Regions from separate parts of the Homo sapiens genome. Here region 1 is linked to region 2. Evidence: read pairs that join two places in POLR2A ChIA-PET (ENCODE). Cell type or tissue: Panc1. All regions are shown on one strand.

Region 1 (4,000 bases), 200 kb after region 2:
TGGGAGGCCAAGGTGGGTGGATCACCTGAAGTCAGGAGTTCAAGACCAGCCGGGCCAACATGGTGAAACCCCATCTCTACCAAAAATGCAAAAATTAGGTAGGCGTGGTGGCAGGTGCCTGTAGTCCCAGCTACTCGGGAGGCTGAGGCAGGAGAATTACTTGAACCCAAGAGGTGGAGGTTGCAGTGAGCCGAGATCGGGCACTCCAGCCTGGGCGACAGAGCAAGATTCTGTCTCAAAAAAAAAAGAAACAAAGAAAGAAAGTAAAGCAATAAAGAATGGCTACTTCATAGGCAGAGCAGCTGAGTATTTTCTTTTCCCAGCAACTTTTATCTCCCGAATAGAAATTCTTTCTAATCCCACTTACTATTTGGAATTCTAAATCCAACATTGCTTTCCCAGAGATCCATGTTATCAAGATTTGCTTGTATTAGTTAAGAGCGATTGCTTATTATCTATACAGCCCTTGAAATTACATTGTTGTGAAGTCAGGCTGCTGTTTTAGGGCTAAGTAAGGTTTTCTGAAAAAGAGGCAATGGTGCAAAGACAGCTGGAAAGACAGAGTTAAACATACCTTTTAAAGTGGATCAATTTTATGTAACCAGAGTATGATCTTTCTGTTTTATGTGTTTATTGGAAGAGTTGTCACTTAAAGTGATATTCCTCAAATAGCTAAAAATGTCCTGGGTTTTCTAGATAGAAAATATCTCTAAGTTGTACTTATTAAAATGTGACTTGGGGAATTTTAAATTATATTCAGTGGAAGTATATTTGCCCAGCTTTATTTTTGTTCGGGTAATTTATTTCTCAAAATTTTGGAGGTGAGGTCTTTATTGATTTGTGTGTGTGAAAAACAAGACAAAACACACCCACTATGAGGATCCTTTAAAAAAAAAGCTTTCTTGTTATCCAGATAACACACTTTAATCGTACGACGGAAATGGATACATTTAACATGACAAAAAATAGCAAATCCTCTGCTCATGGAAAGATGATTTCCAAACCCTCTTGTCTTACAGAAGAAAACATTTGGTTGACTAAGAACTGACATGGTCTGCTCATAGGGATTCTTAGCATTTTTAACATCATCCCTGTTTGACTGCTTCTTTTTCTACATTCTCATCTTCTAACTTTTTTCTAGGGCTGCTCTTTTTAGTAAAGCTAAACAAAACCTGGCGTCCTACAGCCTTACTAACCTTTGTTAATCCGCCTGCTCGTCACATCTTTGTATGGCATCTGTGCTCACTCATGGGGGAAAGAGATTCTGGAAGAAGCAACAGCAATAACCAAGGCAAATGTGGGGAAGTGTCTGCATGGGTTGTTAGCATGATGTGTGGGGCCTAGGTTTTACTTCATTTTCTTCGAATAGTGAGGTCGTTAAGTCACGCCATTTGAATAATTTTGTATGACCATAGGGTGACATACTCATCCCTGTTGTCAATTCTCCTAAGAAATTTGGTGGCAAATTTCATCACTTAAGCCAGAAAGTGGAAATTTGGATTAGGGATGCCAAATAAGCAAATCTTTATATTGATAGAAATGTACATAGGCGTATGTCTTAATAGACTTCCACATTATTGAGGGGTTTTTTTTGGTTTTGTTTTGTTTTTTAGTTTTTTTGGTCTTATTTTTAAATTTGGTTAAGGCTTTTTTGCTTGCTTTTTCTTCGATTTAATTTTCCTTTTTTACATTTTAATTTTGGTTATTTTGGGGCCATTTTTTGATTTTGTTTTTCCAAAGGACGCGGATTCTGATAGCGGGGACGATTCTGACAAGAGGTCGTGTGAAGAGAGCTGGAAACTGATTACTTCTCTGAGAGAAAAGCTACCTCCCAGCAAGTTGCAAACCATTGTTAAAAAATGTGGCCTCCCAAGCAGTGGGAAGAAACGTGAACCAATTAAAATGTATCAGATACCCCAAAGAAGGCGCTTGAGTAAAGATTCCAAGTGGGTCACAATCTCAGATCTTAAAATTCAGGCTGTCAAAGAGATTTGCTATGAGGTTGCTCTCAATGACTTCAGGCACAGTCGGCAGGAGATTGAAGCCCTGGCCATTGTCAAGATGAAGGAGCTTTGTGCCATGTATGGCAAGAAAGACCCCAATGAGCGGGACTCCTGGAGGGCAGTGGCCAGGGACGTCTGGGATACCGTCGGTGTTGGGGATGAGAAGATCGAAGACGTCATGGCCACTGGGAAAGGCAGCACTGATGTAGATGACCTCAAGGTTCATATAGACAAGCTGGAAGATATTTTGCAAGAAGTCAAAAAGCAAAATAACATGAAAGACGAGGAGATAAAAGTCTTAAGAAATAAAATGCTCAAAATGGAAAAAGTCTTGCCACTGATCGGATCTCAGGAACAGAAAAGCCCAGGAAGCCACAAAGCAAAGGAGCCTGTTGGTGCTGGTGTTAGTAGCACCTCTGAGAATAATGTAAGTAAAGGAGACAATGGAGAACTTGCAAAAGAAGAACGTGTTTCCCAGCTGATGAATGGGGATCCAGCTTTTAGACGTGGACGTCTGCGCTGGATGAGGCAAGAGCAAATTCGGTTTAAGAACTTGCAACAGCAGGAGATAACAAAGCAGCTTCGTCGGCAGAATGTACCTCATAGGTTCATCCCTCCTGAGAACCGGAAGCCCCGCTTCCCCTTTAAGAGCAACCCTAAACACAGAAACTCTTGGAGTCCTGGGACACATATCATCATAACAGAAGATGAGGTTATAGAGCTTAGGATTCCAAAAGACGATGAAGCAAGGAAAGGGAATAAAGAAGAGAGCCAAGAAAAAGGGGGTAAAGGAGCTTTTAAGGATCCCCAGTTTCCATGGGGCTCTCAAGGAATGAGAAGTCAAGATCACATCCAAGTTAGCAAGCAGCACATTAATAATCAGCAACAGCCACCTCAACTACGTTGGAGAAGCAATTCTCTCAATAATGGCCAGCCGAAAAGTACGCGCTGCCAGGCATCTGCCTCCGCGGAGTCATTAAACTCCCACAGTGGTCACCCCACTGCTGATGTACAGACTTTCCAGGCAAAGCGCCATATTCATCAACACCGTCAGTCTTACTGTAATTATAACACTGGAGGTCAGTTAGAGGGCAATGCAGCCACTTCCTATCAGAAGCAGACTGACAAACCCAGCCACTGTAGCCAGTTTGTGACACCTCCGCGGATGAGGAGACAGTTCTCAGCACCCAATCTCAAAGCTGGTCGAGAAACCACAGTATAAATCAGTTACTGGACAAACTTGAAATCATGGTGGAAGAAACAGACAGTGTTAGCTCATGATTTGATTTGGTTCTACCTTTGGCCTTGAGTTCTTATTATTTACATTATAAATATTAACTGGTTTTATATTGTTAAGACAAAACACTGGTAAAAGTTTCAACACCTCCCTTTTGCTTGTATACCATAAATGGGCAGTTTCTGAAATTTTGGATAAAGCATCAAGAACTCCTTTTTCTGAAACGTTCCTCCTTTTTTAGTGCCTAATTAATATACTTACTTACACAGACTTGTCCCATCTTGATGTAAGTTTGTTATGTTTTTATAATGCCTATAAATTAATCTGACATCCAGAAAGACCTGCCTCTTAGTTTATGCAGACATTCAAAAGGAGAATTTGATAAGCAGAATTAAATGTCTGTTATTCATAAATGTTAGAAATTGGTTTAAAAATAATAACATGCAACTGGGTGGGCACAGCTTTGGATTTCTCATCCACGTCTGTTCCCTTCTTTAAATATGATTAGAATTTTCGTAAGCCAAAACTAAAGGTCTTCAAACATATCTTGCAATACATAGCTTTGCATCTTCCACACAACTTCCACGTCTTCTTTTATTCTGTATTTTACAAAAAACTCATATAATGGTTTTTTCTTTTGAATGTATCAGAATATGTATGAAATTTGTCATATCAGAATCTATAAATTGGCACTGTGTCTGGGATTCTGTTTGTGGTTTGCATTTTGAAGTTCAATGTATCATTTGACACACATGCACAC
Region 2 (4,000 bases):
AGTCCGGCTCCCACTCCCAGTTTCTGGAGCTCTGTTCCCGTGATGGGCCCGTCTCTTGCCTCACCTTCCCGTGCAGCCAGCCAGTTGGCTGTGCCTTCCACTCCCCTCAGTCCTCACAGTGCAGCCTCTGGAACTGCTGCGGGAAGCCAGCCTTCATCCCCGCGGTATCGCCCCTACACTGTCACTCACCCATGGGCGTCCTCAGGCGTCTCCATTCTGTCGAGCTCCCCAAGTCCCCCTGCCCTCGCCAGTAGCCCCCAAGCAGTGCCCGCCAGCAGTTCCAGACAGAGGCCCAGCAGCACGGGTCCACCCCTACCACCCGCCTCACCCAGTGCCACGAGCAGACGCCCCTCCTCCCTGAGGATCTCTCCTAGGTATTTATCCCACAGGAGAGTTGCATGTGTGTTTGCGGTGCAGGGAAAGGAGATTAACACGGTTTGGAAGAAGTGCTGTGTGACACTGACTCTGTTAAATTGTTGTTTTGGGTTATTAACCTGTGTGGCTAACTAGTTTGGTAGGCACGTACTCTGAGTCCATGCTTCTGCCAGGCTCTAATCATGCTGGAAAGTTTGGGTTGCTCTATTCTATTGTGAATCCCTTTCTTCCCTTTGAGAGTTGGGGCACACAGGAACCCTTTTTGGCCTTTTGTCCTGTTGCCAGTGGTAGTTGAAATGCTATCAGACCAAGCAGGTGTGGGAGCAAATCTGGGCCTGGTGTTTTTTACTTCTGGTGAGTGGGGTGGGTCGGTTCATGTCCTGACGTGTTGAGTTTTAGTTATATGTAAGTTCAGTCTCTTAGAAGGAAGCAGTATCAGAATTCCACTAATCCAGTGGCCCCTTCTCTCAAATGTACCTGTATGTGTTTCTATAATTTAGGTGAATTATGTTTCTGCATGTCAGTGGCCAAAAGTTTTAGTGTATGGTTTATTTAAAAGGACAGCAGTTGCAAAAGCTTCTCCCCGTCTTGTTTTTTCTTTGTTCTCTGATGGCCTTTTTTGCTTTTGTTGTGGTAGTATGTACGACAATCCTTTCTCCTTCCTCTTCCTCGCACTTTCTGGGGACAGTAGTGATGAAGAAGATGAAGAAGAAGATGATGATGATGGTGATGGTGATGATGAAGGTGGTGGTGGTGGTGATGATTTTTCTTGTGTCCAGTTTGGGTCCAGGTATCAGAGGAATGGAGTCTTACCCCTGCATGTGCGTAGATGCTTAGGAACTAACTTCTATAAGCTCTAACAAGGGGCGTGCTTTGAATCCAGGCAGGATAGGGTCAAATGAGGTGGGCTCCAGAGTATATTGATGTGTTCAGACCTTCTCATGGGATAAAGTAGCACATAGGAGAATTTTCTTTTTTTCTTTCTTTCTTTCTTTTTTTTTTTTTTTTTTGAGGCAGAGTTCTGCTCTTGTTGCCCAGGCCGGAGTGCAATGGCGCAATCTCGGCTCACGGCAACTTCCTCCTCCTGGGTTCAAGTGATTCTCCTGCCTCAGACTCCCAAGTAGCTGGGATTACAGGCACCCGCCACCATGCCCGGCTAATTTTTGTATTTTTAGTAGAGACAGGGTTTTGCCAGGTTGGCCAGGCTGGTCTCGAACTCCTGACCTCAAGTGATCTGCCCGTCTTGGCCTCCCAAAATGTTGGGATTACAGGAGTGAGTCACTGTGTCTGGCCCCAGAATTTTCAGAGTTGTCGCCTGGCAAGTTTGGAGGAAAACTTTATGTATAATCATTTTTCAAAAGCATGAAAACAGATTAAAGATCAGTCATCAAGTTTATCCACCTTTAGATCTAAAATGAGGGACCCTTCATTTATCTATTGCGAGAATGTTATTGTGAACTACCAGATGTGACAACTTGTACTCTCTGAGGCATGTTTTCTTAAGTACAGTTGCATGAATTGCTGCTATTTAGTAACGGGAGAGGGGCTGGGATTTGGGGGAGGTGTGTGTGTGTGTGTGTGTGCGTGCGTGCTCCCTTCCCACCCCCTCCCAGCCTCCACCGCCCCCCTGTTCACCCCCATTGAGCTCAGTCTGGGCAATCCATCGAAGAACATATGAGGTCATACCATCTGCATAACTGTGACTTTGCTTTCATGTCTAGCCTTAAATTTCTCTTAGCACCTCCTGGACCTCAGTGAAGCCAGACCCCATTTGTTTAAAGAGCCTTTGAAATGACCGCAGAGGCTGAAACATAGTTCCGGATGTTGCTGAATGTTTACCCCTGGAAACCGAGTGAAAAGCACTACTTGGGTTGTGTAGGTGACTTTGAGCAAGAGAATATAATAGCACCTTCTTTCTAATCCTCTGACTCATTGTCTTACAATTTTGCTCTTAAATTGAAGTTTCCTGTGGACTGAGTTGGTGTTTGTGCCCAGCACTGTTCAAAAATAACTCCAGGCTATAAATAGAGACTGCAGTAGGAGTTAGGTACACTTCATTCAATTCGATGGTGTTCAGAAGAATCATTAGAGAATACGTAAAGAGACAGAGGAATGTTGATGCAAGGTTGAATATTGATTCAGGAAGGTTGATATTTGTATTACGCTGAACATTTTATCACCATTTCTCAAGTAAATTTCCCAAAGGTGAAAGTGTCTTTTTCACGTAGATAAAATCCTATTGCATGATTATAGTAATAAAGCAGGCATCCTTCCTAGGAACCAGTTTCCACATGGTAAAAGTGCTGTGTTACCTGTTTTACTGTAAATTTTCTGTGGGAGAAATTCTCTCTCCCTGGCCTATTTAGTTGTGACTTTCTCTAACAACCGTATCAGATTGTGTGCTGCTTTTACTAATACCTCTCTTTCTGGACTTCTAACACCCCAGCCTTGCCTCAGATCTAAATTCTCTCCCTACTAGGAGGAATAAAATGTACCAAGTGTATAAAAATAGCTGCAAATACTCATGGAGCATTGTGCGCCAGATGTGGTGTCAGCTCTGTCCATGTATCAGCCCCTTTACTCCTCGCTGTAGCCTGCTGTGAGGAAGTGGCAGGGGGAACGGGGGGGCCGGGGGGACAGACAAGAGGGTCAAAATCATAGAAATGCATTCAGACTTGAGCATCCTGAATCCAGACTCATGTTCACCACCGCACCGTGCTGCCACCCACTTTTCCATTTCTGCCCAAATAGGTCTTGTTTGTTCTTGTTCCTTACTACTGTTTTTGCTGCCGAGAGTCTGTGCATCTACTCGGTTCCTTTGGCAGGGAAGTGCCAGCATTTCACTCCTTAATTACAAAATGCCATCCCAGTCAGTTGATATGTCCCTTGTTGGCCGTTACAGTGAACTGTGATCATCCAGATTTTGGCAGCTTATAGGTTCTTAGTTGATATAAAAAAGAATGCCAAAGCATGGGTAAAAATACATGACATAACTATGTAAACAAGTAGAAGAACTTAGGGTTCTTCTAAGTAGGGTCAGAGCCAAGATGAGCTAGCAAAAAACCTTGTTACTTTTTTTTTTTTGAGACGGAGTCTTGCTTTGTCACCCAAGCTGGAGTGCAGTGGAGCGATCTCGGCTCACTGCAACCTCCACCTCCTGGGTTTAAGCAATTCTCGTGCCTCAGCCTCCCAAGTAGCTGGGATTACAGGTGCATGCCACCACACCTGGCTAATTTTTGTATTTTTAGCAGAGACAGGATTTCACCATGTTGGCCAGAGTGGTCTCAAACTCCACACCTCAGGTGATCTGCCCACCTCGGCCTCCCAGAGTCTCAAACTTCTGACCTCAGGTGGTCCGCCCACCTCGGCCTCCCAAATTGCTGGGATTACAGGCGTGAGCCACTGCGTCCAGCCAAAACCTTGTTACTTTGAGCAGTCAGCAAAGAAATAGTACTTTATCCTTCCCCCTTTCTCATTGATCTTCCCAGAATTTTTTTACTCTGAAGTAAGCAATTTTAACACTCACTTCTTGCCTGGTAAGACTAATGTCATAGAAGAAAGAATCATCAGGGGTTGGATCGCTCTCTCCATCTGCTGGCCCAGTGGATTCGATGTCTTATAAATC

The links. ChIA-PET counts read pairs that join two places held together with the same protein. Peaks named below come from ENCODE experiments on the same cell type or tissue, not always from the same donor. Only the 100,000 strongest peaks of a DNase experiment are listed, where the experiment ranks them.
Region 1: POLR2A ChIA-PET joins it to region 2 with 22 read pairs; 3 of 35 experiments call an interaction of 5 or more read pairs at or near these places.

Annotation. Positions count from the first base shown.
Region 1 is chr1:10,301,423-10,305,422 of GRCh38, forward strand. The region is part of intron 22 of KIF1B (kinesin family member 1B); the gene reads left to right. Among named protein-coding and RNA genes, the nearest start is that of KIF1B, 93 kb to the left of the region's middle. In Panc1, no CTCF peak of the experiment used is centred here; no DNase peak of the experiment used is centred here.
Region 2 is chr1:10,106,210-10,110,209 of GRCh38, forward strand. UBE4B (ubiquitination factor E4B) reads left to right here. Exons shown (of 28, transcript NM_001105562.3): 7 at 1-374. Among named protein-coding and RNA genes, the nearest start is that of UBE4B, 75 kb to the left of the region's middle. RefSeq lists an enhancer at 2,515-3,015. In Panc1, no CTCF peak of the experiment used is centred here; a DNase peak (open chromatin) is centred at 2,302.